2 separate regions of the Mus musculus genome follow, and region 2 is linked to region 1. Evidence: chromatin loops called from intact Hi-C (ENCODE). Cell type or tissue: left cerebral cortex. All regions are shown on one strand. Links, peaks and the distances in the headings refer to the core of each region. The heading gives the core; the rest is flanking DNA. Region 1 has its middle 22 kb from the start of Amer3. Region 2 overlaps Prss39 (protease, serine 39).

Region 1 (15,600 bases), core at 4,886-12,885:
TAATCCTTCCCAAAGAAGGAACCAAGTATTGAAGCACATGTCCCTCTGTGGACCAACCTCATTCAACCCCCTAAATACATCCTTAGCATTGTCACTAGGAAGAAAAAGGCCCTGAAGGCAAAAGTCAAGACAGCCACAGTGCAGATGTGGTGAGAGGGATACTCTCCATTTGTGAGGGAATTGTAAGTGAAAAAAAAAACACCATGTGCATAAATCTGTGCTCTGGTTGGGGTATTGTCCCTATAGTGCAGGGTGCTGTTTTTTTTTTTCTTTTTCTTTTGTTGCAACCAAAAGACTCCTATCTACCTATCTTGCATTAATTTCTATTCCATTTGTATCTTTCCAACAAGGTTACCCTTCTTTTCCTAATGGGCACTGTTCACAGGGGCTGAGGCCTGCAGTTGCTGTCTTTTATTGTTGTGTGTCTCTCTTTTCTCAGTCTGAATAAAACTAAGTAAAAGTACACTAGGGCAGGTCAGGCAGTCACTTGAGATGGTGGACCTGACACATGGCACTTCTCTGTGAAGGACATTTGTACAGCCACTATGTCCATGGACACAGGAGCTCCAGATATTTGCTAGCCCAGTAGCCTCTTGGGTCTGTTGCTGCTGGAGTAAGACAGGCCTTAGTCTGTCCTAGGAATGTTTGTCCATCATTAGTAATAATATGTTTATTGCCTGCTTTAAAGAGTTGGCGCGCATACTGAAATGATTGGACGTGACTGTTCAGAATTGTCAGTGAAACATCCTTTACCTATTTTGATTCTTTTTGAACCTGACCAGGAAAATCAGATCTGTATCTGCATTGTGGTACCCAGGAGTCCCAGTTTCAATCTTAGGGAAAACATTCTACTATGAGACGCCAGCATTCCTAAAGGAGGTTATTTGTCTTTTGTGTGGCTCCTTTAGGAATATCAGAACAGAGAGGGTACTTAGCTATTACAATTTGGAAGAACTCTTTAACATGGGCAGTTCTATCCTTAGGGATGTCATCTTTCTCCTTGGTAGATCCCTCCATGAGTGAGGCAAACATAGCTAGAACCTAAGTGTCCAATATGCACCTCTGGATAAGCCAAGATGATCGTGAGTAGAGCAGTTGAACATAGAGCATTGTCCCCCCAACTGCCATCCTCCGTGTACATAGACATTTCTCTCCAACTGCGTTCCTGCCTATACATAGAGCATCTTTCTTCAACTACATTACTCCCTATTCATAGGGCATGTCTTGGCAACTGCCTTCTTCCTTGTATCTAGAGCATCTTTTCCCAATTGCTTCCCTGCCTACACATAGGGCATCTCTTCCCAACTGCCTTCCTTCTTGTACATAGAATATCTTTCCCCAATTGCAATCCTGTTTGTACATAGGGCAGCTCTGGCCAACTGCCTTCCTCCCTGCCAGTAAAAAAACCTTAACTGGAGCAAATTCCTCTGGGGGACCAAGAACAAACGTCTCAGAATTGACATCTCTCAAAGACCATTCAGATTAAGAGTGGGAGCAGTAGAATGCAGAAGCTTTGGAGTAGACTTTCTGCAGTTCCTTAGAATGCCAGATAAGGCTGTGTCCGGTTAGATCTTGGAGGTATTTGTGCACAGATAGGAGCATCCCATGGAAACTTAAGTTCAGTCCAATCCCTAGGCCCTCTCCCTGACAAATCAGGAAAGTTCAATAATAAAAAAGCATTAACGCATGAAGAAGGGGTTAGAAGCAAGGAGCAAACTGTCTAAAGTACTGTCAGGAGCCTTCTAGGAAACAAGCCTTATGGCCAGCAACTCCAGAAAGAACCAACTCAGGAGTCAATGTATTGTTCTTTTTCCAATTAGCCAGGGTGCATTTGACACCATGAATCGTGCCTGCTACAGAAAAACTCAGGCCATGGTGACCCTAGAAACTGAAGAGATCATTGAAAAGCCCATAAGTAGGATCCTGTCAGAAATAGCAACATGGGAGACACTTCACCATCGTAACATCAAAACAGGTCCATCTTGTTACTCAGTACGCTCCAGGATGAAACTTCTTTGAACTGATAATGGAAGCTGGCCCACTACAAGAGGAAGAGGCAAAGAATATATTCGGGTATTTTGTGTCAGTCATAAAGTACTAGTATAATCTTGACATTGTCCATAGAGATATAATCTCCCATAGTATCCTAAGAAATGTATAGAGTAATATAAAACTGATAGACTTTGGCATGACCATCAAGTGCACCTTACTGAAATGGCAGTTGGGGACCAAGGGCTTCATTTCCTTCTGTTGTCTCCTGAATGGGAGTCTCGGTTAGTGTGAAACCCTCCGGTATTCTTCTGTGGCTGTCCCTTGTATGAGCAACAGCAAACTCGCAGGAGTAGTGCCCCTTGCCATTTGGGCAATAATCTGATTGCAAACTGTTTGCAAACGGAGAGGAGCCATAGAACAGGCAGAGGAGAGAATAAAGGCTTATCTTTAAGGGTTATTTTACAGTCTGTTGCTCAAAAGGGTTCCATCCTTGAATCTTCCCCAGATTGAAATGGTAAGGCCCTCACACCTGGAGAATAGTGTTTAGAGACTGGCCTCCTGTAGGGAGGCAGGGACAGATTTTGTCCCTTGGATAGGAGTTTAGTGTGATAGAAAGAAGTCCCTGTCATATGAGAACCCAGAGAATGGCAGCCTCTGTAAACCAGGAAGTGGTGTCACTGGGAATTCACTCATCTGTCACCTGATGAGTACCAATTGCAAATGCATTTTCCTCTGGTCTCTGAGCAAGAGCTGAGGGCTAAAGTGATAAGAACATGCCTGAGTCTGCAGAACTATGCCACAGACAGACAGACATTCTACTGTGCACAAAAGTAAGACTCCAGAAAGAGAAAATATATTCTCTTTGAAATAGCTGTGTCCCCAGGTTGCATCCTAGGAATATCACAAACTTGTTATAATGGATTGAAATATCATTCAAGTCACGTTAACTTCATTATGGAGTATGAGAATCCTTATGGAGTATGAAAGTATTACTAAATGCAGTTGACAATATCATGGTAATAGACATCTGTCTAGAGACAGCGTGCGGTGAGAGCTATAAAAGAGCACTGGGAGATGCAATGGGAGGAACAATTAATTCAGGGGATCAAGGGGGCAAGCTGCAGAATCGAGGGACCCAGAGACCTCATTTGTTGTGTGACCTCCATCAAGCCACTGAGTTGTATTAGTATTCCTTAGTATGCACACTGCTCCTCAAAAATGCCTGCTTGGCCTCCCTTAGAAGTTGCAGGACACATTACAATGCGCTCTTCATGGAGAACTCTTCTTTTAACATGACAGCCAGGGTATGTGTCTGAGTATCTGCATTCATACCAAAACGTAGAGGTCCAAGTGCCCAGCCCAGCCCTAAACATGCATCCATTCATGTCATCCCCACCCCTCCCACTATCACCCAAGTGCTGGGAGACAGCATTTCAGCGCAGGGCTCCTCCCCTTATGTTCAGTCTGTAACCCAGCCCTTCTTCCTGAGGTTTCCCTATGTAGTCCTCTATGGGAACTCAACCTGGACCCAGGTTAAAGGATTCCCAGGAACTGATCTTACTATTACTGTGCTCATGCCATAAGCACAGTGGGATGCTTGACCTGGGCATCTTTCTATGTGTACACAAGGAGGCCCTGCCATTCTGTCCTTGCTGGAAGCCTGGAGAGTCCTCATGGCTAGAGAGGGTCATCTGCAGGACAAGCCTGGGCTGCTTAGCTGAGGCCCGCCAACTTTTCCAACCTCTCAGGTTCCCAATGATATGTGAAGATCACTTAGGAATCCCCCAGGGTGTTTCTAGCGAGCAGAGGTGTGGGGAGCGGGTGTGGCGGCAGTCCCAAAGGCGCCAGAGACTGCAGCTAAGTCATATGACTTGCACCTGACTTCCTCATATAAGACACAAACATCTTGAGTGCTGGGCAGGTGTACCAGGATACAGGTGAATCCAATTTGGTGGAGATTTGCCCCTGCTGCCCTGATTAGCTGAGGCTGCGTGCCTGGTGAGGGGGCGTGGCCTGCGGTTCGTGGATGAGAGAGAGTATAAAAGGAGTGAGAGGCCCAGGGTTCGGGGGAGATATAAAAACAAGGGAGATATAAACAGGGGAGATATAAACAAGGGAGATATAAACAAGAAGAAACAGGACTGAATAAATGTGTGCAGAAGGATCCTGTAGCAGCGTCGTTCTTCCTGGCCAGTTGAGCGCGCGCAACAAGTGGTGCCGAAACCCGGGACAAGAAACATCTTCAGGCACAAGCGAAGACCCCCTGCTACAGGGAGGATTCAGAACTGCATAACGGGGAAGAAGGGGTTAATAAAGGTTCCCGTGAAACAGACTGTTGAGAAGGATCCGGCGTGGATTCAGAACTCTTCAGCTGGGGAACGGTACTGATGAAGAGAAAGAAGAAAGATGAAGACTGAATAAACTGCTGTTAGAAGGACTGGTGGTCACGTCGTTCTTGCTGGTCGAGAGCGGGCGTGACAATTGGTGGCCCGTACTGGGAACCGACTCCCCCACCGAGTTCAGAACTTTCAGCAGTCAGTGGTTGCCGGCAGGGTAAGTTCATGGTGAGTGAAACTTGCGACCCCAGGAGTTTGGGAAGGACCTCGGATAAAATAGAGGTGAGCATAAAGTTGCCAGCAAGCAGGCACAAGGTAACGAAAGGTTCCCGGCTTTGGGACAAGTTAAGGTTCCTGGTTTGGGGACAAGTTAAGGAACTATGATAACCTCAGTGTAGTGATCAATAGATCCTCGCTGTGTAGTTATGCTTTTTTCTCCCATTGACCCTTTGTGGGTAGGTCTGGTAGTTTTGGTCTTGTTTGTTCTGATATATGGACTCTGTTACTGTTTGAATCAAGAGGCAGTCAAGACAGGTCAGAAAATCCTTATAGAGCAACAAGAAAGTATGTTGGAAGAGAAGGGCTTAAAAAGAAAAAGGAAAAAGAAAGGAGACACAGTGTTATCAGGTGGACAGAAAGGACAAAATAAAAGAGCTGAGGCAGAGGAGGAAGGCGAATTAGCTTTTGCTCCCCCTCCCTATGCCTCCTCGTCAGCCATCTATGGGCAGACCTTCTGTCCGGAGGTCTGGAAAGAGGATAGATTCTCCTTGCTGGGATGTCCTATTTTCACTGATCAAGCTGAATTTGCATGGGATAGAGATATGCTGCTTGATCAAGGTAGATTTGCACAACAACAGACAGGATATCCAGTGCAGGTGTTTGAGCAGGTGAATCAGATTGCTATAAGGGCGTGGAAATCATTGCCTAACAGAGGGGAAGCTAGTGAAAACTTGACTCTCATATTGACTTCCCAGATGGACACACAGGTGATTGAGGTTATGGTCTCATCACCACGAGGTATTGTGTCCATCCCCCCCGGGGATCGACCAGATCAGGTGTTGATGTGGGCGAGAGGGTCTGTTTGTGTGTTTCCACAGGACCAGACGGAACCTCTTTGGGTGCTGGAGAGATTGGTGAGACGCTGCAAGAATGAGGCTCCTGATCCAGTTGCCCCTGTGGATGTGGTGGATGATCCCACAAGCACAAAGGATGGAGCCGAGATGAGAGATCCTTTCGGTATTCCAGAAGCCGATACCAGCTCGACATGACATTCAAATTTTTCCACGCTTTTTGATCCCTGAATTCCCCTTAAAGAGATATCCCCTCTGGCTATCTATCCCTTGCTTCAGGGAAGATGAGCGGGGATGAGAGCCCTGGGATGTATGCTTGTTATAGTGTGTGTGTGTTTTGTGTTTGGCACATGTGTTAGGTGCAGAGTGTGCGGCCCGCACTTTCGCCATGGTAGCATAGGCTTTTGCTGCAGTGGAGGCGGGACAATCTCCTCAGATTCGGTTTGCCGCTCTAAAAGAAATTATGCTGCGTTATGCCGTGGGGTGCGAGGCTAAGCACTGCACAGAGGATAGCTGCTGTTGGCATCCTGTGGAAGGCACGTCTGATTGCATGAAGGTTCAGTGTCCTAGTTCCCTTCCCCCAGGAAAAACGACACGGGAGCTGGCCAAGACCTCTCTGGGTGATGAGCCTAAGGGATGGTTTTGTGTAGGGCCCCTATGCTTGCACACTGGGGATCAGACCTCTACCTTCACCCATGAGGCTTGCTTGCAGCAATTAAGATCTGGCCATAGGTTAATTAACATCCTGGCCTTTTGATGCACCTGCCACAAGCAAAACACAATCTCCCCAGGAGTGGCTTGGCATGATAGAGAGGTAGTCAGTGATAAGACTCCCTGGGCATGTCACCAACCTAAGACAGGGATCAAACCAATGCTGTTTGTCACCCAAGGACGGGTAAGGGACATGGCTGCGGGGGGCTATCTACAGACATTCTCTCTGCCAAAAAAGAAAAAAGGGGGAATTGTGGGGAGCGGGTGTGGCGGCAGTCCCAAAGGCGCCAGAGACTGCAGCTAAGTCATATGACTTGCACCTGACTTCCTCATATAAGACACAAACATCTTGAGTGCTGGGCAGGTGTACCAGGATACAGGTGAATCCAATTTGGTGGAGATTTGCCCCTGCTGCCCTGATTAGCTGAGGCTGCGTGCCTGGTGAGGGGGCGTGGCCTGCGGTTCGTGGATGAGAGAGAGTATAAAAGGAGTGAGAGGCCCAGGGTTCGGGGGAGATATAAAAACAAGGGAGATATATAAACAAGGGAGATATAAAAACAAGGGAGATATGAAAACAAGGGAGATATAAACAGGGGAGATATAAACAGGGGAGATATAAACAAGGGAGATATAAACAAGAAGAAACAGGACTGAATAAATGTGTGCAGAAGGATCCTGTAGCAGCGTCGTTCTTCCTGGCCAGTTGAGCGCGCGCAACACAGAGGGAGCCCAGTGGATCTAGTGAAGTCTGTGGATCACTCAGACAGGATCATCTGGATGCTGGAGTTGATAAGGAGAAGCAATGCCCTGCTGCAGAATGGGAATCCCAGCGAAGGAAAGAACCCTGACCACCAGAGGGCAGCAGAGCTCAGCACAGTGCAGTGCAGGCCGGGTGCTCTGGGAGGCAGCAGTCCGGCAAGGTTTCTGTGACTGCCAGGGAATTGAACTCAGAGACCTGAATCCAAAAACATCCTGCTATGGGAGGCAGAACAACAAATTTTGTGACTTTGGAGACCAGGTTCATGGGCAGGAGAACCTGGGCACATTCTAGGTTTTCTTTTTCTTCAGTGAGAGAGGGAAGGGTGGAGGCATGAGGGGGGCAGGAGAGAGGGAGGAAGGGAAAGGTAGGGAGACAGAGAGAATGAATGAATGAACAAATGAATGAATGAATTTTTGGTGTGGAACATCTGATGAGCCTGAGGACTTATCCTAAGCCAGCGCTTTCTCTCCCTTCAGGGGCACCGCCTTATCTCCTTATGGGAAGCACTTTTTCAAAGTTGCAGAAGTCTCAGAGGAGGTTGAAAGCCTTTCTAACTCTTTTCTTCCAAAGTAGAGAGCATCCTGCCTTGATGGTTAACTGCCCTCCTGGGGAGAAGACTAGAGTGGAGCTCATGAGGGGGCACCTGTCTCATCAGAGGTGACAGGTCCTCACCAGGTTGTTCTTTGGAGGCAGAGGCCAATTAAGCAAACCCCACATCCTATCATTCCTTGAGATACTCCTCCCTCCTTCTATAGGCACAGCAGACCTAGGACACCACCAGCATCACCTCCCCCATGTATTCTTCTGAGGTGCTCACTGCCTCAGGGCCTGATGTCAGCCTCTGTCACAAGGAAGGCTGGGCTTTCATGACCCATGCATGGGAAGGGGAACAGCAGTTCTGGATACTTGGTGAGGGCCCAGCTACACAGAATTTCAAGTTCTTTAATTACTACCAAGCTGCCAGGAGCAATTTCATATCACAGGACACAGGTCCTTAAGGGCTTGTTTGCACCTGGCTGTATATTCACTCCGCTGTACTGAGGGCTGTCCTTTGTTTCTTCAATCCTCTCAGATCACTGTGACTGTCCTAGGTCTGTGCTTGAATATGGCCTCCCAGAGAGCAGCATGTGGGAGCTGTTCTGTTCAGCCATGCCTGTCCTCCCTCAGACAGCAGTATCACATTCTCAGAGGCATGGAGCTGTGCATCAAGCAAAACTTTGGACACTAGAAAGGTCTCACACACAGCTGTCGTTCTGGGTGGCAGAACGGCACACTCATACTAGCATTCTTTCACTAGACCTTACAGTTCTTTTAGAGGCTGAGGACAAAGGCTTGGTGTTTCCCCCACATGCCTTTACTGGTGTGATGACACCTGACAAGAAGCTACCTCTGTCTATGCTCTAACTGAAGTTTAAGTATTTGCTATACTTAATTTCAGTTATAAAAAATTATAGGAGACAGGGATGTGTCCAGACTCCTGTTTCAGCTTGTAGAGAGCCTTCTGGAAAGGGACAGAGGACTTCTAGATCTGCTTCCTCAGGCCACCTTCATATTCTTTCCCAAGGGCATTTTTGGTGCATTTTATGCAGTATAGGACCTGTATCATGGGCCAGGTCAACTACAGTCTTAATACTTCTTGCTGCTTTAAAGTTCAACTATGGAGGGCAATAGGCTGGCTCTTGCACACAAAATATGGAGACATTATGATTGAACTCTGGAAAGAATCCAAAGTTGACTGATTCTCTACCCACTTCCCTCAAACTCTGGGGTTATGGGTCTCCATGCTGTCTCCTTAAGGTGCTAGGGCCAGAGGAAGCTGGCAGTTGCTCTGAACATCTTAGAAAAGATTGCATTAGGATGGCCATCACCCTGCTGTGTAGTATATCTGAAATGTATTCCTCCTGCCCCCCTGAAATTTTGTTTCCTTAGGCCACAGGGCCTGCATCCCATCTGCCACTGTCCCTGTGCCTGGTGGCTGTGGATGGTCACTGGGCTCTCCACATTTGGTAGTTGGACTGTTAGAAATGCCATGAGGAAGCCCTGTGGCGGAGGTGCACACCTTTAATTCCAGCACTTGGGAGGCAGAGGCAGGTGGATCTCTGAGTTCCTGGCTAACCTGGCCTACTGAGGGAGTTCCAGGACAGTCAGGTCCACAGAGAAACCCTGTCTTGAGACCACCGTGCCCCTAAGTGAGAAATGTCATGTGGAGATAAAGGCTGCATATCTGAGTATCTCATCTTGGGCAGTGGGATAGTTGATACTAAACTATAGCTTCTGGTAGTTAGTACTAGCCCAACCCCCAAAGTTCTGCCCACCAATCCCCTTTCTCCAAGAAGGTGGGTCTATCAGCCTCCCTTCCTTCTTCATCTTTTGCCATGGAATGTAGCCACCTTGCGCCGGTCTCCGGTACACTGTCGCCATAAACAACGTCACTGCGCAGGCGCTAGCCCAAATCTGGCGCCAACCCCTCCCCAGCAGGTGCATGCAAATTAAAGTGCGGGCGGACTGAACAATCCCAGGAGGACACATAGCCCTCCCCAGTGCTGGGGTGTATATAAGCAGTCCTCCCTGAGTTCCTGCAATAAAGCTGTTGAGAAGAATCCGACCGTGTTGCGGTTTTTCCTTGCTGGACGAGGTGAGCGCAACAATGGAACATTCACTGCCTGTTGAGGACCAGTGTACGAATAAATACAAATCTGCCATAGGTTACTTTGCATCAATGTGACAGACACTAGGACTGAAAGAAACATGGGACACAAAAGGTTCATGAGACTCAGGTACTCAGGTTTCCAGATCATTGGCCATCTTTGCACCGGAGACAAGACAGGGACTCAAACAGGGCAGGAACCTGGAGGCAGGAAGTGAAAGAGAGCCTATAGAGGAGGGCTGCTGACTGGATTGCTGACCTGACTCTCCTGCTCAGGACATGCTGCCCACTAGTGGCACTTCCCCCAGTGAGATTCCACACTCCCATAGCAGTTACTGATGAAGGAACTGCCCACATCTTTCCTGTAGGCTATGTGATGTAGGCGTTCTCTCAATCACATTTCCCTCTTTCAGATTTCTTAGGCTTGTGTTGTTGACAAATTGACTAGGACCCTTGTACACAATACAAATAGAAAGAGTAGTGCTAGGGCCAGGTGAAATGTCACCAGAGGCAGGTACTCAGGTAGATTGTCTAAGTGTCAAAAGCAGATGGTTGTTCCCTGTAGCTGTTTCAAGAACTATTTGACTCAGAAGTGAGGGCCTGGAGGATTGCAGGCTGGAGCTCCGTGTTCCCTAGGTGGAGTGGATCTGTCTGGTACAGATTGAGGGAAGCTTATGGCTAGGCAGAGAGAGGCCCTGACTGGTACTCACTCCTGTTAGTGAAATGGTCCCTAGTGGTTTTGCTTTTGTGTAGGGAGCAAGAGAATGTTGAAAGGCCGAAGTTCCGAGGAATTGTCTATTTTGACGTGGACATGGCTCTCCTAGGACTGGGAGATCAATTGTCCTATCCCAAATTGGCAAAACCATTTATGGGACAGGCTCAAGAACAATGCAAAGCTTTGCTCTGGAGTGCAATCATTGTTGTTTATGAATGATTGATCAGTAAGTGCAAATTCTAGTAACTATAAGTTTCCCCTTGGATATAGGCTGGTACTGCTCATGAACTCCCACCCAGTCGAGCTAACCCCTCCTCCTGTGTTTGCCCTAATTAGCAGCCTGAGATTCCTGGAGTCATAGCAATGTTAGAGAACCCAGATGATCCCAGCTTCACTGTCCATGTGTCTCTGTGTCTGTCCTTTCTTCATTCCCTCACCAGCCCAGGTAGCACAGTGAGCCAGGTGACATGCTGGAGATATCCTTAGTGACCTACACCCTCTCCCTAAGCCCTCAAAGGGCTGACTGGTGATTTTGATTGTTTTGAGACAGGGATTATCTGTGTAGCCCTGGCTGTTCTAGAATTCACTCTGTAGACCAGGCTGCTCTCCAACTCACAGTGTTTCACCTGCCTCTGCTTCTGACTGCTGGAATTAAGGCCTGTACCAGCAGTACCGCCCAAGCTGGTGTGTTAAGTAATTGTCTTTGTAGACTTTCCGGAATGCAGAGAAGAGAAACAGGTGAACTGGCAGCTCTCTTAACATCCCAAGCCAGGCTTAGTGGTCCAGATCCAATCCATGGAGCAGACTGCAGAGTTGAAATTCCCAATGGTAGCTACAGGTTCTGGGTCTTTGTTTTTGATTGTTGATTGATTTCCCCAATTTAATGAATTTCTTGTTTTCAGAGTTGATTAATGGATGTACTAAACTTTTTACCCCATACAATTCATGAATTTGTAGAGTAGAACTTGGGAACTTTATAGCATGTGTTTGGAATTGAATAAGGATCGGAACAGTTATTTCCTGCATTGGAGCTATGATTCCAGTGCTGAACAAAGCTTGTCGCTGTGTCAGGAGAAATGCAAATCCCCCTGTAGGTCACTTTTCCCTGTCAAACACACCAATCCTTCTCAACACTAGTGCTTCTGATCACTATAAAGTTGATCATAACATTTAATCTTTAATTACCTTTGCTTTCATGTCTGTGGTTGTATGTACATCTCTGTGCACATGTGCATTTCTTAGTGTGAGTAAGTGGGTTGGTGTGCTGGGCACTCACCCTAAGGGTCACATGTAGTCAGAGGAAAAGTTTGAAGATAAGTTCTCTCCTTCCACCTTGCTGTTCTACAGTCTCTGCTGGTTTTGGTTGGGGCATATATTCATCTAGCTTACCTTGGATATTTTACTCAATTTTGCTGTCTCTACTTCACACTTTGCTGTTGGCTTGTGCTATATCATAAGCCTTTTTCATTGGGATCTGGGGATGCCGTGTGGGTCTTTAAACTTGAATATCTATCCTCATTAAATCCTTGCCCTATTTTAGCCCTGTATGGTTTTTTTTTTTAATTATGATCTATTTTAGGTTTCTTTTTGTAAACCAATTAAATGTGTTTCATTATGGCTGTGTGTGTGTGTGTGTGTGTGTGTGTGTGTGTGTGTATGCAGGCTTGTATGTGTGTGTACTTGTGCAAGGATTATGTCATATTTCCATCCTCTTCCCAGTGGCCTGTTCACTTTCCTGACCCTCACATGTGGGTATCCTTCCAAGCTTAACTATTTTCTCTCTCTGATGTTATGTCATATGCATTACATACTATGCCTCCCTTTTCTTGCCCACAGTATCTCCTGTTTTCCCCTCTCAAACAGGTCCACTCGTGCTTTCCTGTCCTAAGATTGCTACACAAAGGCTTCAGGGCTGAATACTTGAAGGGATCAGTAGAAAAGCTTTAGGATTAAGGAAATAGACAATTTTTAAAAGGCAGCTGAAACCAAGAACACCCTGTTCTGCTGCAGCTTGCAATGTGTTTTGTGCTCCTCCTGTGGATAGCCGAGAGCCGTCACTCCAATTCAGTATACTCAGTGTTTCTTGCTGTAGTTATTCATTTATGCCTGTATGGAAAACATGGTTTGCCATGTGTGGTTTGTCATTGTGATTTTTCACACCTTGAATTCATGAGAACTTTTACACAAGGGATTTCTCTTCACTCTCAGAGTCTGAATTGTCTGACGCTCTGAGTAAAGTTAGCTATGCCTGAGGCTTTATTGCATGAGCTCTGCACAACATCGTTTTTTCAAGTCCATTCTTCCACCTTCCGCCACCTCTAAAGCTGTGATGTATCATTGTCATTTTTATTCCAGCTTTTATAAATTTGTTTTTTAAATGGAGGGTCTCACTGTGTAGATGTTTGTTTGTTTTTCGGTTTACTGTGATGGTGGGTGGAGGGGTATTTTGACTCAATATATGGCCATGGTTTTTGTGAGTGCAGTGGATATGGAGGCCAGAAGAGGACTTTAGATCCCTTTGAACTGGAATCACTGATGGTTGTGTACCACTATGTGGGTACAGGAGCTGGAACCCAGGTTGTCTGCATGAGCACACAGTACATTTAACTCATGAGCTGTCTCTCCAATCCTTACCATGTAGCCTTAATGAGTGAGACTCGGATTCTTAGTTAATATGTGGTTACTAGGAACCAAATCCAGGTCCTCTGAAAGAGCAATGAGGACTCTTAACATTGTAGCCATCTCTCCAGTCCCCACATTTTTTGGAAAAGATTTTGTACATGGATATAAGAGGAGTTTATTTCTTTTGTATCTCACTCTCCTCCCTATTGTCACCCCCTTTCCATCCTCTTGGTCCCCATTGTCTCTATAGACAGAATTACTTCAAATCTGTGCATGTATAATGATTTACACCATTCTACTGTAGCTGGCTCGATTCACTGAATGTATCTTCCACAGTTGCTTCCATTTTCTGGACAATGATGTGCTCCTAATCCCATCTTGTATGCTTACCACATTTTCTTTGTCCACACCTCTGTGGATGGGTATCTGGTTTCAATAGTTGGGTTTTATACTTGGTGATGCAGTGAGCAGTTGTGTGGAATACCTACCTCTGTGGTACAGAGAGCATGGTAGACAGGTGAGGTAAGTTAAGTCACAGATGTACCAGGAGACAGCTCAGCAGCAGCAGCAGCATCCGAAGGGCCCACAGCAAGCTGGAATGACCCCACAAACATAAGGGAATGGTGTCCTTTGGGGGCAAACTGGATCACGGATGCTTAGTGAAGGGCTATGCTTCCCTTCTTTATACCATTCTCTTTGGTAAGAAGGCACACAAATTAGGCAGGGTTCTTTAAAGGCGCAGACCCCATCGAATGTTTGTGGTGGGTTTGTGGTGGTTTGAATAAGAATGGCCTTCGTAGGCTCATATATTTGAATTCTTAGTCATTTGGAATGGAACTGTTTGAAAGGATTAGAAGGATTAAAAGGTATGGCCTTGTTAGAGGACATGAGTCACTGGGTGGGGTAGGCTTTGAGGTTTCAAAAGCCTACCAAAAGCCCGATCTCTGTCTCTGTTTTTATCTAACTCTCTATGTCTCTCTCTCTTTGTCTTGCTCTATCTCTGTCGCTCTTTCTCTTTCCCTTCCTCACTCTTCCCACCTTTCTCTCTCCTCCTGTTACCTGTGGGTCAGGATGTAGAACTCTCACCTACTTCTTCAGCATCATTCCTGCCTGCATGCCCTGCCACGCTCCCCACCATGCTGATAATAGTCTAAGCCTCTGAAACTGTAAGCAAGCTCCCAACTAAAAGCTTCCTTTTATAAGAGTTGCTGTGGTCATGGTGTCTCTTCACAGCAATAGAACAATGACTAAGATACTATCATATAAGGAGATTTATTAGACTGACTTACACAACGCAGGCTGGGTAGCTCAGTAATGGGCGCCTGTGTTCTTAGAGGACTGTGAAGCTCAGTACATGGAACTGGAGGTCTCAGCAACTCCAGTCTGGCACTGAAGGCCTGAAGCGTTTCTGAAAAGCTCCTAGTGAGTCTGAAAAGCTGAAGAAGCTCATGTCAGTGGAGGATGGTAGCCACAGTGACTAGAGGGATAAGCATACCAGCAAGAAGCAAAAAGAGAAACAGAAGACACTGCTTTTATATGACCCTTTCTAAGTCTAGACCAGCAGGCAAAAGGTGCAGCCAGCCCACTCTGAGGTAGCAGCTCCCTTCTGTTAACCCTTCCTAGGAACACTCTCACAGACCTGCTAGAGGTGAGTTGCTTTGGTCATTCTAGGTCTTATCAAGTTGACAAGGTTAGCCATGCAGCAGGCACAGTGGTCTACCACCTTGCTGACCTTCTGCTGTTTGCAGGGAGTCTCTTCCTCTGTCCTTTACCCTTAACCTAGCAAGGTCAGTATACTTCAGGTGAGCTTATTCCCAACAGCAGGTAGATGGGTCTTTAAATATTTTTACCAGTGTTATTATTGGTTTTTTTTTTCATCTTATATTCCGATTTAAAGTAACTGTTGGCATTGTTGGAGTAAAATCTACCATTTCCTACCATGAATACCATTAGTTCACATATTAATTTTCTATTCAGGGTTTTTAAAAGGCTTTCTTCTGTATCCTGTTTTCTTTAGTGTTAGATACCTTACATGATTCTATTTTTATTTTTACCTCATCGTATCATTATGATCCTTTTAAAAATGTTAGTGGTTGTTCCAAGGCTTACAATGCACACTTCACTTCCTCCTCTTCCTCTTCCTCTTCTTCCTCTTCTTCCTCCTCCTCTTCCTCTTCTCCCTCCTCCTCCTCCTTCTCCTGCTTCTGTTCCCCCCCCCAAGACAAGGTCTTTCAGTATAACCCTGGCTGTCCTGGAACTCACTCTATAGAGTTAGCCTCAAAGATCTCTTGCCCCTGCCTCTGCCTCTTGAGTGCTGGAGTTAAAGTCATGGCCACCAAGCCCTGCTACAATGTATTTATGTATTTTTGATTTATCAGAACCCTACCCCTAACAGCCAACTATTCATTTTCTAGGACCTATAAATGGCAGCCCTAGATGTAACCTGGAGCTCTTGAACAATCTCATTAGAGCACACTGCACCCTTAGAACATAACTACCTTGTACTCTTGCTTTTGAATAAAATCCATTGCTGCTTTCCCATCTGCGTGTACATTTCAATTCTTTGAAACAGACATCAGGAACCTGATATACAAATGATCCAGACAATGACTACCAGTAACACAGTATCAACACCAGGACCCCAGGACAACCAGACAGGATTCTAGGATCCTGTATGTTGCTTATTTTAAAAAGAATTACAATGTGTTAAAATTTAAAAACACTTCTTTGGGCTAACAAGATGTCTC
Region 2 (15,600 bases), core at 3,148-11,147, 90 kb after region 1:
TCCTATCTCAGCAGATAGCAAACCTGAGGATCAGAAGCCCCAGGTGGCTCACTCCAGTGATTCAGGCTGCAGCATCTCAGCTCAGACAAAACAGACTGTGCACAGATGGGTGGGCTGCGGGCTCTGCAGTCTGCACAATCTTTCTCAATGATCTACCTGCCGAAGGGCTGAACCTCTCAAGGTTCAGCTTCCTCACCTCAGCATCAGGGAAGCACATGACTCCCCAGAGGCTGCTGTGCACAGCAGAGGGCAGAGGCTCCATGTGTGGGAGCTGATAAGCGCCCCAGGATGCAGAGCCTGCGGGGTCTCCCCTTTGCCTTTCTGTTCGGCATACAGGACATATGGAAGCACTCCTCAGCTGCTAAGTCCCACTGACCAGCCCCCCTCTCCGGCTGAGCCCTTTTTATCTCCCAGGCCAAGAACTATACAACAGGCAATCTCCACTTCTATCTCTTGCCAAAGCTCTTTGGTTTGTTGAGATTTCAACCTTTTCAATTTCTTGTTTGTTTTCCAGTGAGATCGAGGAGGTCTGTTGTCCTAGTCCCTAATGGTTTACTTTAGGCATTGGCCACCTGTAACTCATCTTTTGCTACTTTGTAGGTTCTTTTTTTCTTCCACCCTTTCAGCCCGCCTAACACTAGACAGGATTGGAGCACAGTATACAAAGGAAAGGGAGGGGTGCTATCCTTAGACTCCTTACTGCAGGTTGGAGGCATTGTGTTCCTTGAGATACTTCTGCTATTCATCATCAGGATATTTCATTTCTTCTTTCTTCTTTGTGCACCTCTACTCAACAAACTTCCAGCAACAACAACCAACAACCAACCCCTGCCTTTTTGGATTGCTAGCATTTATATACCCTTGGAAAAATCCCGGGAATTCCAGATGAAACACACAGGCCGAAACTGTCTGCAGCTGGCAAAGCCACGCCCCTGCTAGAGCACTAGGCTAATCACAGGCAGCTGCTGCAGCCAATCCAAAGCAGCCCTGCCTCCCCACACCCGGGAACAAAAACACAAGCACGTTCCCATTTCTGTGTTTTTTAAAAGAAACCACCCTGCTGTTATCATCAGTGTAATTAGCACTGGAGTGGCAGGTTGCCTGCCTCTCCCCAACTTAAGCCACCAGCAGTACTAGGGCTAGGCAGTACTAGTTCTCAAGAATGAAGAATAGATGTTCATGAGCAGCAATGGATGAAGGGCTGGAGGTGGGACCCACTAGTGGAGTCCTTGCTTAGCATATGCCAGGCCCTGAGTCCCATTTCCAAAAGTACAAGAGAAAATCCAATTAACTCTTGCAGTGCTGGTATGTAGCATGGTGATAGCGTGTGAATTGAAATGTTCTAGACCCTGGGTTTAAGCTCTAGCAAAAAAACCATGGGGATGGGGAACAGGTGCTCATGTGGAAATCTTATATGAGACAGAGCCAGGCTGAGTGCTACAATTTCAATTTTCTCCTTACATGTATTTATTTTTTTTATTTGTGTGTGTGTGTGTGTGTGTGTGTGTGTGTGACATATACGTGCAGATGCCTAAGAAGGCCAGAAGAGGGAGCTACAGGCAGTTGTCAGCCACCAGACATGCGTGCTGGGAATAGAACTCTGTTCCTCTGCTAGAGCAGCAAGCTCTGTTGACCACTGAGCCACCTCCTAGCCCTCAGTTTTCCCTTTAAACTGCACATCTGGCACCAATAGAAACCAAACCAACCAACCAATAAATGAATAAATAACTATGTGTGGACCAGCCCCTGGCCCTAGGGGCACATGCTTCTAAGCAGCTCTCTGGTTGCAGTGTTCTGTTCAACCATCCCAGGCATGCTCTGTGGAGGGGTGTCCTTTTGGTGGACATGGCTTGTGTGGTGTATATGCAGAAAGGGGCCACTTGACTCGGGGGTGGGGGTGGGGAGCTTCCAGCAGAGGCTGCAGATTAGCGATTTCAGAAGCACTGAATCTGTCCTACGCATTAAAAGGTAGTCCTTATCCACAATGCTCTCCAAACCCCTCAACAGTGGTAGCAGCAGCAGCAGAAGGGGAGGAGGAGGAAGAAGAATTAATGAATTAACAATAACTAATTATAAAAACATTAATAACGAGTCTGTTGTCCAACCAGCTATAGAGACAGGTAGCAAGCAGACAAACTTGCTTTCATTGCTTTCTTTCTTTTACACATGTGCACAAAAGTAACAGCTATACCACAGGTCTCTTGTGTGTCCAAAATTCTACTGTCAGGAATCTTCCTCAACCATTCTTCTACCTTCTTTTACTTTTAATTTTTAAAATTAAAGAGAGATGTGCACAGGAATAGTTTGCTTGAGTGCATGTTTGTGTGCCACAGATGTGTCTGGTCCCCATGGAGATCAAAAGAGAGCCTTAGGTACCCTGGTGTCTCCGTTAGTGTTTTATTGCTGTGAACAGACACCATGACCAAGGCAATTCTTCTTCTTCTTCTTCTTCTTCTTCTTCTTCTTCTTCTTCTTCTTCTTCTTCTTCTTCTTCTTCTTCTTCTTCTTCTCCTTCTCCTTCTCCTTCTCCTCCTCCTCCTCCTCCTCCTCCTCCTTCTTCTCCTCCTCCTCCTCCTCCTCCTCCTCCTCCTCCTCCTTCTTCTTCTTCTTTTGGTTTTCTATATTTGATTTTTTTTCTAGACAGGGTTTCTCTGTATAGCCCTGGCAGTCCTAGAACTCACTGTGTAAACCAGACTGGACTCAAACTCAGAAATCTGCCTGCCTCTGCCTTCCAAGTGCTGGGATTAAAGGCATTCACCACCACAGCCTGGCTAAGGCAATTCTTATAAAGGACAGCACTTAATTGGGGCTGGATTACAGATTCAGTCCATTATCAAGGAGGGAGTATGGCTGCATCCAGGCAGGCATGGTGCAGGTAGGGCTGAGAGTTCTACATCTTCATCTGAAGACGGTCAGCAAAATACTGGCTTCCAGGCAGCTAGAACAAGAGTATTAAAGCCCACACCTACAATGACACACTTCCTCTAACAAGGCCACACCTACTTTAACAAGGCCACGCCTATTTTAATAAGGCCACACCTCCAAAGAGTGACATTCACTGGGCCATGCATATTCAAACTACCACACTAGGAGTCACAAACCATTGTGAGCCCCCATGTGGGTACTGAGACTCAAACCCTGGTCCTCTGGGAGAACAGCTAGTTCTCCTAGTTGCTGAGCCATCTCTCTTGCCCATTCTGCCTTATTCTCTAGGACAGAGACTCTTAATCAAGCCCAGTGCTCTATAATACAGCCAATCTCATGAGCCAGCTTGCTTCTACCTTCTGAGTGAGAATTTATAGATATGTTGGGCAACAGACCAATCTGCTATCTATATGGATATATATATATATATCTCCAAACTCCATTCCTCTTGTTTGCATAGCAAATGCTTTTAATCTCTGAGCTGTCATCACACACACACACACTCACACATTCACATGAGCCTGCTGAACACTGTCTTAACAGGCTTAAGCATCTATCAACTTCTCCAGATCACCTTAGGTCCAGTGTTCAGGACTCTATTGGGGTTCTGGCATGCTAGAACATAGCGCTTTCCCTAGGGAGCCAATAGGGAGGCAGCACTCAGGCCTGGAGTGCCTCTGAGGCCAATCGCATCCACTGCAGCCTCCCTGTGAGCAGTATCCCTGAAAAACTGCTGCCTCATTCTTACCAGCTAGTCTGCACTGCTATGTGCTCACAGCAGGTAGCAGTCAGGCCTGGGTAGAAACTGATAGCCTGTCCTCAGTGATCCTGGCCACCGGAAGAGGCCAGTAGAGGCTCCCACCCCAGCTGCCCACTCCACGGACAGACATGCAGCTGAGGAGCTGATGTGAAGAGACTCTGGGTGGACGGGCATCATGTCCATAAGGTTTGCTTTTTCATGTCTATCATCATGGGAACATTAGCCAAGGCCTTCCTTGTCTGGTCTCACCACTCAAGACATGACCAGTTAGCTCCTCTGGGCTAGGGTTCCAGGTGTGTGCAAAGCCAGCCTTGGGGATATAGGACTCAAATGAATAAGGCCAGCAGTTGAGGGGTCACATAGAGTAGGGAAGAAAACAAGGAGAGACTGGCTCCTGCAACCCAGTCATGATGGTGACAACAAAATAGTTGGCAGTGAGTTTGAGGCCCATGGCTAATGGTTTTGGGACCCAGTTTAACTTTACGTCATACTAAAGGGAACTCTTCTACTGACAGTGACCTGGGAAAGGTATTGCACGTTTATCAAATGTTCTTTCTAGACTTGAGAAGCATCAGAGACCTTTACCAAATCTTTCAGTATTGTGCATCATGAAAATGGGAGAGTAATTGTGGTGTAGTCTGGGCATGCTCAAGTGTCTCTGTCATGGGATCGGGGACACACACAAAGTATGATTCTACTTGTGGACTAGAGCTGGCTTTCTGGAGACCACTGTGGCTAAGGATAAACATCACCGAGTATCAGCATGAGTCCCGAAACGCTCAGTGAATGATTGTGGCTGTAGTGATGGTGGCTCCCTCCTGTGGCTGGGCTGCCCTGAGTCCAAGAAGTAGTGACTGGGGAGAAGGCTCAGTCAGTGGGAAAGTGTTTACCACACAGATGGGAGTCCTCAGAACCCACAGAGAAAGGAGACCATGGGAGATTTGGTTGTTGGGTATTTGGTGGGGGGAAAGTGTTTTAAATTTTTTCTATAATTTTGTATATGAGCTCTTCATCTTTATCACTCCCCCTCCCACCTCAAACTTCTTTCAAGTATCCCTCCCCATCCCTAACTGAGCCCCAGGCCTGGAAGGCAGAAACAGCAGGAACTCAGCCTGCCAGCATCTCTCTGGCCTACTAGACTGGCCTAATCAAAACCAATGTAACAGTGCCTGAGGACTAGCAAACACACATTCATAGACACACACACAAATACACATAGACACACAAACATGGACGCATACATACACATGCACACACATATGCATATGCATGTATATATATATATATATATATATGTACCTTTTCCTTAGATTAGTATATATAAACATATACACATACCTGCCCACACATATGCATACACACACACACATATACACACACCTGCCCATACATATCAACAACATAAATATATACACACATGCACACACACATACACAAGCACACACATTCATATACAGATGTATACATGTACACACATGCACACACCACAAATGTGTACCCACACATGCACACACATATAGACACACAGATGTACACACATGTGCACATACGTAATAGCATAAGGACTAATCTGAGGAAAAGGTGCTTTGTTGTTCCCCTTTATATGGCTTCTTTCCCTGAGTGAGTCACACACAGCACTCACAACTATGAGAGTCACTGAAGTGCTTTCCTTTGTTAGACTCTAAAACAACACAACCATTCTCCAGTTGCTAGAAGTCCACAAAAATCCAGGTGTGTCAACTGCAGAGAAAGGAAATTTTGTTTGTTTTGAACCTAGAGCCCCACACTGCACTGCCTAGTGACCTGCCATTGAGTCTCAAAAAGGACATCTTTCCTGTCAGAGGACTCTGGGAAGCCCAGGGCAGGGAGGGTCTTCTCTTCTCTCCTGCAGGACAGCAGCAGCTGGCTGAAGAAGCGGGGGTGGGGGGTGGGGGTGGGGGGGGCAGTGTCACTCCACAATTACCAAAACATTAGCCCTGGTGTAAGGAAGCCCAAGAAAAGCTGTACTGTTTAAATCCAGCTTCATTTCTAGGTAATTCTCCATTACTCTTTGTATCCAGTAAGCTCGAACTGAAGATCCAAAAACTGTCGTCATGGGGCTAAGCCATGGGCACTTTTTCACTTAACATTGGGGAGTGTTGTGATGGCTAAAGAAACTCCATTTGGTGTTAGGCATCCATCTTGGTTCTCATTAGCTGTTTTTCTCAAACCCCAGTCCCTAGAAGTTATGTTCCCAGTAACCCCGACTCAGTGACCCCCCCCACCCAAAAATATATAGCCATCACTATCTACTTATTATGATATGACTAAGTGCTTTTTTATTTTTTTATTTTTTATTTATTTATTTATTTATTTATTTATTTATTTTTTGCTTCTGTAACTTGCAGATACCCAGATCGTTGAAAGTCTTCCCCATAACCCTCTGCCCTGGCAAGCTCAAATGTGGCTCAGAGATGGTTTGTCCTGTTAGCAGCTAATCAATAAACCTTTTAATTAAAGTTGGATTGAGTCTATGGACTTTTCCCAGGGGTCACAAACTCCATAACAATATTACTGGTTGAGCTATTTTTAATACAGCCAGACCTTCCTTTTCCCTAATTTTATCTCTAAACTCCAGTTGAATTAGTCCACACGGAATCTTGCTGCTTTTTCCTACAGTATGCCTCACTGTGCCTGCTGCATACCTGGTAACAAGGGTCCATATACCCCTCTACAGGTGGCTGGGGACCCACGTTAGGGGTTAGAATAAATCAGGTGGTGGGACTGAGATTCAATCCCCCACTGCCTGAGGCTGCCAATAGAGCTGATCAACAGCGCCCTCCAGTGGCTGAGGGTTATCTGTGCACCCTTGCACCCTGTTGGTTCACGGGATCCTATAGGGTGAAAGCTCCTACTGTTTGACCAGGTCAGGGAAGGCCAGAACTTCATCATGAGCTCTGCACACTCTTCCCATCTCTCTCTCCCTGTCCCTGTCCCTGTCCCTGTCCCTGTCCCTGTCCCTGTCCCTGTCCCTGTCCCTCCCCCTCTCTCCCTCTCCCTCTCTCCCTCTCCCTCCCTCTCTCCCTCCCTCCCTCTCTCCCTCCTTCCCTCCTTCTCCCCTACCCCCTTCCCACTTCCTCCTCTTCCCCACCCCTTACTCCCCCTCCTTAAGGCAGAACCAAAACAGAACAAGTTGTTGTGCATTTGGGACTCCTACGCTGACAACTGACAGCTTGCCCTGTGGCTGAGGCACAGGAACTGTGGCAGGGTGGTTTTAGGGAACGGAAGTTAATTTGAGTTCGAGGTTCTGGCATGTAGATCTGGTGAACAAGGTTGGTTTCCTCTGGTAATCATAGCCGCGGCAGGGCTGGTGGAGAGAGGCATGCTTAGAAAAGACCAGTGAGAGCGAACCACTGCCCTGGGGGTGGAAGGTTTCTGTTCCACAGTCAAGAAGTGTGGCGTTCACCCTCCCTCCTGTCCTATTGTCTGGTGTGCTGGGGAGTGCTGGGTCCTGGTGAGCACTAAGCAAGAATTATATCAGCAACCCACTAAAAACAAGCCACAAAAACCAACCTACTATAACCATTCCACTAAAACCTGTAACCTCGCCCCCCCCCCCCCCCCCCCCCGCCCAGCCTGAAATCTGACTGGTCAGGTTTGACTGTTAGCGCTAGAAGATCATGGGGGTGAAGCCTGCCACCCTGTCGTTCTGCCACTCCCACTGATACTGCCTGTCGCCTAGCTGTTCTGGAGCCAACACGTGGTCGCCTGAAACTGGACTCCAAGGATGATTTGGTGGGAATGGGCCCCTCCCCCTTCTTCATAACCCCATGTCTCCGAATAGTAACCTTGATCAGTCTGATGTCTTGGTTCCATCCTTTCTCACACCGCCTAGTTCCCTCTTTTCTTTCAGATTCCAAGATGCCTCCCAGGCTAGAACCCAGACATGTGAGCCGCTGGTCTGCCTCAACACCAACCCAATAAAAATGTTTTTCAAATTATTCTTCCCTTATGTGTGCCCTCTAAGCCATTTTGGGATCTTTAATTTGAATTTTAAGTAGTGTTTTCATTTCTCTGGCAGTGGAGCCAGAGCACTGGGCAGAAAGAGACACTCATCACCGACAGCTTTATGGTCACTCATTAATTAGGATAAAGCCTTAAGTGAAGAATGAGTGTTATCACTATAATAATAATAATAATAATAATAATAATAATAATAATAATAATAATAGTTATTATTATTATTATTATTATTATTATTTCCACTTAAAAAGCCTGAATTACTTATGTCTAAGCTCCACCCCACAGTTACCTGGCACTAGCCAGGTATGCCTGACTCACTATCAAGGGGGCTGCTTGCCCCCTCCTCTCTCTCTTGCTCTTGCCTTCCTGCTCCCACTCTGTCTCCTCGCCCCTCCCCGCTCTCTCTCCACATGCTCATGGCTGGCTTCTACTCTTCTACTTCTCTCTCTATCTCACTCCCTCGCTCGCTCGCTCGCTCACTCACTCTCTGCCTTTCTCTGCCTCTACTACCCTCTCAATTCCCCTCCCCAGGCCCTGAATAAACTCTATTCTATACTCTACCATGTTGTGTGGCTGGTCCCTCAGGAGGAAGGAATGCCTCAGCATGGGCCCACTTCCCCTACATCTCACCACACATCCACCAAAACATATTCCCTTCCTTTCTTTATCTTCTTATAAACACATCAACTTATGTTTCTGATTTCCTTTTTTTCTCCTGGTATTTGTTTTGATACAGTCTCTTGTAACCTGGAACGGTCTTCAACTTGCTGTGTGACTGAGAATGACCTCGGACTCCTGACCACCCTGCCTCTACCTCCCTAGGACTGGGATTGCAGGCACGCACCGAAAACGTGTCTGTTTTGTTTTGGTGTTCTTATTGGTTTTCTTAGCGAGGTGTATTAATTAGTTATTGTGCTATTGCTCTGAAGAGACACCATGAACAAGGTAACCCTTGATTATGAAAATAATAAAAAAAATGTATGGAAGGAAATATTTAATTAAGGGCTTGTTCACAGTTCAGAGAATTAGCCCATTATCACTACAGCCTGGCTCTGGAACAGTAGCTGAGAGCCCTATCTGGTCCACAGGCAGCATGCAGAAAGAGAGAGAGACATGGAGCCTGGTGTGGGCTTTTAAAACCTCAAAGCCCACTCCCAGTGACACACTTCCTCCAACAAGTCTACACCCCCACAATCCTTCCCAAACACCCACCAACTGTTTACTAAGCATCCAAATGTATGAGACTATGGTGGTGTAAGACCCCCTTTTGGGGACCCTTTCTCTAGTCTCGAGAGTGAGAGAGCACCCAAAGAAACACGAGGACCCATCTTGCTGTAATTACATGAGGTCGTTTAATTACGGAGCTCCAGACCGACATGCATCTCACACAGGAGATAACAGATGTCGGTCACGAGGCTCGAAAGCTAGGGGTTTTTATGTGGTAAGGGGCTTAGGGGTGTGGAATTCAGCATAGCGACACACTATTGGCTTATTCAAACATTAACAGAAAGATTACATGTCAGCAAAAGGGCATCAGGACTTTGTTCCTGTGGGCTGGGGGCTTATCTTTGTTCATATAGCAACCAGTTGATGTATGACTTTACCCTTCGTCAAGGGGCAGTAGACAGAGGGGAGGTTCCGGCCAGGTGGTGTTGACCCAGACAAGATAGCCCTGTTTGTCCTTGTATTTTTTTTTCATTTTTACAGTCAAGCTGTTCTTAGGAATGTCTTAACAATAGCCCTGTCTGTTCTGCTTTGTTCTCGGCCCCAGGCCACGGGCTCATAGACAACTCTTTTACATGAATCACAAGTTACAAAATCTCATTTTCCCTCAGTGGCCATTCTCATTCAAACCACAGCAGGGGGAGACTGTTTCTTTTGAGACAGTCTGTGAAGCTCAGCCTGGACTGAAAATCATTGCATACCCCTGGATTGCTTTGAATGTATAGCAAATCATTGTCCTCCTAAATGCTGGAAGTACGAGTGAGCCACCAAGTTTGACTAGTTGTTTGGGGTTGGTTTGTTTGTAACCAGGATCTGATGTAGCTGGGATTGGATTTGTACTCTTACTAGGTGTCTTATTTAGGGTTTTACTGCTGTGAAGAGACACCATGACCAATGCAAGTCTAATAAGGACAACATTTAATTGGGGCTGGCTTACAGGTTCAATCCATTATCATCAAGGTGGGAGCATGACAGCATCCAGGCAGGCTTGGTGCAGGAGGGGCTGAGAGTTCTACATCTTCATCTGAAGGCTGCTAGTGGAAGACTGACTTCCAGGCAGTTAGGTTGAAGAACTTAAAGCCCATGCCTACAGTGACACACCTCCAGAAAGGCCACACCTCCTTTCAAGTAGTGCCACTGCCTGGGCCAAGCATATACAAACCCTCACACTAGGTAAGGATGAGAGAAAGACTTTGAGCTTCTGATCCTCTTGTATCTGAGTTCAAGGCTTATAGGGATGCACCATAATGCCTGGTTTATGAAGTACTGGGGTCAAACCCAGAGCATCTTGCATGCTAGGCAAGCACTCCATCAACTGGCTTATATCGTCATCACTTTTGTTTAAGACAGGGTCTTCCTCTCTACACCAGGCTGACCTCAAACTCCAATCCTCCTACCTTAGATGCCACAATGCTGAGATGGAGAGCATCTACCAACAGCTTTCTTCTGGCTCTTATTTTAGGGAATTTCTTGTGGTTATACTTGGCACACGCTGTTTATGCCTCTTGGAAAAGCTAGTTATGCCTGTGGATTCGCTCACAGCAGGGATCAATGCTCCATCCCTAGGGTGTTTTGTACATGTTTTGCCCAGGTCTGGGAGTTCTATGGATCTGAGACCATCTGAGGCCACTTTCACTGTTCAAGGCTGACCCTGGCCAGAACTGACTCAAGTGTGAGTCTCCTTATGCTTTGCTGGCTCTTCCTCTCTGGGCCAGGCCTGCCTTCCTTCAGACCCGGGGGCTCCCAAAAGGCAGAGAAGGAGGTTCATCACACTGTATAATTCTGTGCTTTTCTTTAGCTTAGGGATTTAATGAGCACCTAGGGAGAAAGACACAAATGCAAGAGGCACTCATTGCCTCCCACCTAAAAATGTGGAGGTGTCAGGGGAGCACCCTGTAGCATACAATGGCCTCACAGGGAGACCCAGCAAACATACTCCTTCCAGGTCAGGGGGAACTTCATGAGCTCATGCAAGGAGACATGTCTGAGGGACTGGTCATCCAGTGTTTTGGCCACTATCACCCTTATGTAATCACAAAGAATAACCCCCGAGATCCAATGGGAGGAGATGATCTCAGGGCTAAAGCAAGTCGGTCCCCAAAGCAACACATAGAACCAATCCAGAACACATATTCCCCAGCTAGCATAGACAACCTTTCATGAGAAAGGTGTATGTGTGTGTGTGTCTCTGTGTGTGTGTGCATGTGTCTGTGTGTTTATATACGTGTCTGTGTGTATCTAAGTGTGTGTGTATGTCTGTGTGTGTGTCTGTGTGTGTATGAGTCTGTGTCTTTATGTATGTGTTCATGTGTGTGTGTCTGTGTGTCTCTATGTGTATGTGTGTATGAGTCTGTGTCTGTATCTGAGTGTGTATGTGTATATAAATGTAAATATTTATACATGAGGGACACATTTCTGAAAAGGAAATGTTTGGAGATAAGTCACCATCTGGTGTTCTAGCTGGTGCTTTACCTGTGTGATAATCACTAACTTGCAAGGATTTGGGAAAGGGGAAGAAACATTTACTACCTCAAAACTGGTTTATCTTGTAGGCTTGGCAAACTCATAGGCAATGAAAAACATTTTTAAGTCACAAACAGGAAGTTCATTCGAACTAAAATGTAAAATATCAGTTTAAAAAAATGATATGTGCAGGAGAGACACCCAAGTACCCAGGGCCACTACAATGAGTGAATGTGAGGGAAAGAAGGGGAAGAAGGAGTAGGTGGTGTAGAGCTGGAAGAGAGGGCGGAGCTAAGCAATGTGCCCATGGGCTGTGAAGAGAAAAGGAACTGGAGATGCCACAGTGGTAAGGATACGAGGAGCTTGCACAGCTGGGACCACGATGAAGTCTGTGCTGCCACCTGAGAACTTGTGGATGTCTGAGGATGCTACTACTGGGGACATACTGACCTAGATGGCCTGTGCTGCCACTTGAAGTCATAGTCTTGGCAGGGACTGCCCATGATGGCCATGTCTGAGTCCGTGGTCATGCTGCAGCTAGGGTCTGTGTCAACGTCTGTGGTCCAAGTTACCACCAAAAGCTATATGGATGTCAGTGGTCTGGATTGCCATCTGAGACCATGGTGACATCCGGGCCTATGCTGCCACCGAGGACGATGTCTGGGTTTCTGATCCTGTCACAACCACGATCTGCATTGATGTTCGAAGTCTGTGTTACCACCCAAGGCCGTAGTAATGTCCCTGGTCTGGGCTTCTGCCTGAGGCTACATTGCTGTCCAAGCACTGTGATGGAGCTGGCCCTTCCCCTCTCCAGGTCACCACACTCAGAAGAATTGACCCCTCCCCTCACTGGCTGCAGTACGAGCGAACCTTACACCTCACAGGGGCAGCACAGTACAGGCTGGCCCTGGAGGCAGGAGCAAGAGAGAGCCAGCACCAAGGGCACCAGAGCGGTAGAGCTGGCCCCACCCCTGCCTGGGCAAAAAGCAGGAGGGCTGGTCCTGGTGGTGCTGGCTCGGGAAAGCTGCCAGGCTGACCAACTCAACTTCCCACCCAGACCCACCCCAAAACATCTGCCCCATCTACGAACTGCTGGGGCCTGTGAAGGAGGGCAGGTCCTGCAGATCCAAAGCTGTGAGATCTCCTTAGCACAGTGCAACAATAGGATATCTGAGAGGAAGCCCAGGGAGAACCTACTATTGTTAGTGTAACAGAAGCTGGGAGCCTCAAACCAGACTATTAACTCATTGAGATGAGAATTTGCAAATAAAGCTGTTCGGGCAAACGGGTGACACACCATGACACACCCCATGACACACTGCAGCTTCCACAGTGAGATTTTGTTTTCTTTGGGAGGGGGAGGTCACAGGAGCAGAAAACAGATATAAAGGGATGGGGAGATGAGTGGGACCAGGGTGCATGGTGTGAAATTCACAAAGAATGTTTTTTTTATTTTAAAATAAGTAAATAAAAAATTAAACTTTAAAAATAAGAAAACAGGGCTGGCGAGATGGCTCAGCTGGTAAGAGCACTGACTGCTCTTCCGAAGGTCCTGAGTTCAAATCCCAACAACCACATGGTGGCTCACAACCATCTGTAATGAGATCTGATGCCCTCTTCTGGTGTGTCTGAAGACAGATACAGCTTACATAGATGTAATAATAAATAAATCTTTAAAAAAGTAAGAAAACAAAAAATTATATATAGATCATTCATAATAAAAACTGAGCTCTTAGGCTGGCAAGATGGTTCAGCGGGTAAGAGCACTGACTGCTCTTCTGAAGGCCCTGAGTTCAAATCCCAGCAACCACATAGGACAGCAATAGTGTACTTATTTATAGTAATAAATAAATATTTGGGCCGGAGGGAGCAGGAACTGAGCAAGCAGCCCTGACCGGAGCGAGCAGAGGTCCAAAAATTCAACCCCAAAAACCACAAGAAGGTTCACAACCATCTGTACAGCTACAGTGTTCTCACATACATAAAATAAATAAATCTTTAGAAAAGAAAAAGAAAAAAAACTGAGCTCTTCAAAAATACATGTGGGTTAAATTAGATGCTAAAATAAAAATGTTCTCAAATCTATATTGAAACTAAAGAAAATGTGTAAGTAGCTCATTTCTATCTCTGACCTTCCTTTTCTCTCTCTGTCTGACAGATCTCCTTGAGCAGCTTTTTTTCCCTTTGGACTCTCATTAAAAAACATACTTTAATGCTAACATTATTATAAAATTTAGAAAAAAATAGTGATAAAAATTTTAATAAATGATCAGGAAACTGCATCTACATCTACACTGCATCTACATTGTGGGAAACATAAGGTATATTCCATACCTAAGAGTTTTTTTCTTTTTTCTTTTTTTTTTTTTTTTTTTATGTTCACTGATTTTATGTGCCTGCAAGTATGTCTGGGTCAAAGTGTCAGATTTGGGAGTTATAGACAGCTGTGAGCTGCCATGTGGGAATTGAACCTAGGTCCTCTGAAAGAGCATTCAGTGCTCTTAACTGCTAAGCCATCTCTCCAGTCCCAACTTTTTGTTTTCTTAACCAACTTGAAATTAATTGCTTGTTAAAGATTTAAGTTACTATAGCAGGTAGCCTGGGGTGTTCACACAGGGTCAGGGAGAATTGCCCAGAGCATCTGCATTTCTCTCACAGCACCATGGGTCTGCCAAGAGCCCAGTGTCTTCCTAGTCTATAGTTCACATTGAAGAGTGGAGACTGTGGTATGAAGCCCTAGTGAGTGCCCATACAGGCTGAATAGGGTGTGGTGACACAGATAGGTTTGCAGGGCAGCTCAGTGCTAAGCCAGCCACTCCCAGGTCTGTCAAGCCTCAGCTAATGCCAGCTGAAGCAAGCCCACAAGCAATGTGGGCTCATCAAGCAAGTGGTGGGCTTAGAGTATGGAAGTGTAATGTTAGGATGACTGCTGACCCTTGCAGACGAGCTTTGAGGACTGCTACTGGGATATCAGACTCCAGCGGCCCTCACACTTCACTGTCAAACTCTCTAGAAGTTTTACTATGACCTTGGGCTTGCAAGATGCCTTTATGCCAAAGCTGGGGGCTTGCTCCAGGAGCACAGGCTGCTGCAACTGCATGGTGAGGGCTTGGCCGATACAGTGGCTCATTCTCCTGAGAGAACAAGCATCCTTAGGGGGCAGAAGTGATTCATAGCCTCTGGAAGGCAGCTCGGAAAGAGTTGGCTCCTACATTATTAGCAGGTCAGCTCCCTGCTGGCTCATCTATAGTCCCTGCCCAAGGAGGATGTGGCCTTCTGATGCTGAAGAACAGAAGCCTGGTGGGACAAAAGGAAAGGACTTCAGAAGTGTCTTTAGTTGTTTTATTCGGTCAGGCCTGGAGCTGGTGTGGCCTCAGATGGGACAGGTGAGCCCACAGATGGAAGCGTGCAAAGTGGCTCTTGGTGAATAGACCAGTAGACAAATCACAGAATCCTGAGCCAAATCGATTGCAGGAGGAGGGCCTGAGAAGACAGCAAGGTTGTGGAGATCCTGGGTTTGAGGGTAATGCCTGCACTGTAATTCCCCCAGCCTCTCAGGGATGACGCCATTTCCTCAAGGGGTGCTGAGGAGACATCAGCGGCAGGCGTGTTTGCCTTTTTCTGCTTGATCCAGTCAGAAAAGTAGGAGACCTTGGTGAAGATGTTGGGGCTGTGGATCGGTTCAAGACATGCTCCATTCCAGTTGGCCAGCCCTACCACGTACCAGAAGCTATTCAGGAAGCAGACCAGGGGGCCCCCAGAGTCTCCCTGAAGAGAGAGAAGACAGCTAGTAGGTCCAGGAGGAAAGGAGCACACATTCCCCAGGGTAGACAGGAGTCGCTGGGGACCAGAGATCTCTACTGCTATATTGAGTGGTGCCAGATAGGTCCGTCTGGGTAATTTTTAAAAACAAGAAAATAAAAACATAGATGGTCCCTCAGGTCAGCATCTTCAGGACAGGATCATCAACTTCTATAATAAAGGGATCTTGCAAAGGGATCTTGTACAGTGCCTACCTGGGGAGGTCACAGAGTTTTAGTATGTGGAGGGCAGCATGTAGAACTGAATATATGCTATTAGACCCACCACCTGCGTGGGAGAGGAGGACTCAGAGGACACACGAGCAGCCTAGTGGCCAGGACTAACTAGAGAGGTGACTGAGCTCAGCTGTAGTGTCAGGGCCATTCTCACATACTCGGCAGGAGGATTTCTGATTGGTGAGATCT

What was found. Peaks named below come from ENCODE experiments on the same cell type or tissue, not always from the same donor. Only the 100,000 strongest peaks of a DNase experiment are listed, where the experiment ranks them.
Region 2: it touches region 1 in a loop (2.5-fold over the local background); 16 of 42 quality-filtered maps call a loop at or near these places.

The regions. Positions count from the first base shown.
Region 1 is chr1:34,593,929-34,609,528 of GRCm38, reverse strand. No RefSeq gene overlaps it. Among named protein-coding and RNA genes, the nearest start is that of Amer3, 22 kb to the right of the region's middle. In left cerebral cortex, for the core only: a CTCF peak has its summit at 6,971 (motif pointing right); DNase peaks (open chromatin) are centred at 6,962, 9,401 and 9,798.
Region 2 is chr1:34,502,166-34,517,765 of GRCm38, reverse strand. Prss39 (protease, serine 39) reads right to left here. Exons shown (of 5, transcript NM_009355.3): 4 at 15,570-15,600; 5 at 14,704-15,142. The coding sequence ends at 14,819. Among named protein-coding and RNA genes, the nearest start is that of 4930568A12Rik, 11 kb to the right of the region's middle. In left cerebral cortex, for the core only: CTCF peaks have their summits at 4,506 (motif pointing left) and 6,515 (motif pointing left); DNase peaks (open chromatin) are centred at 6,500 and 6,974.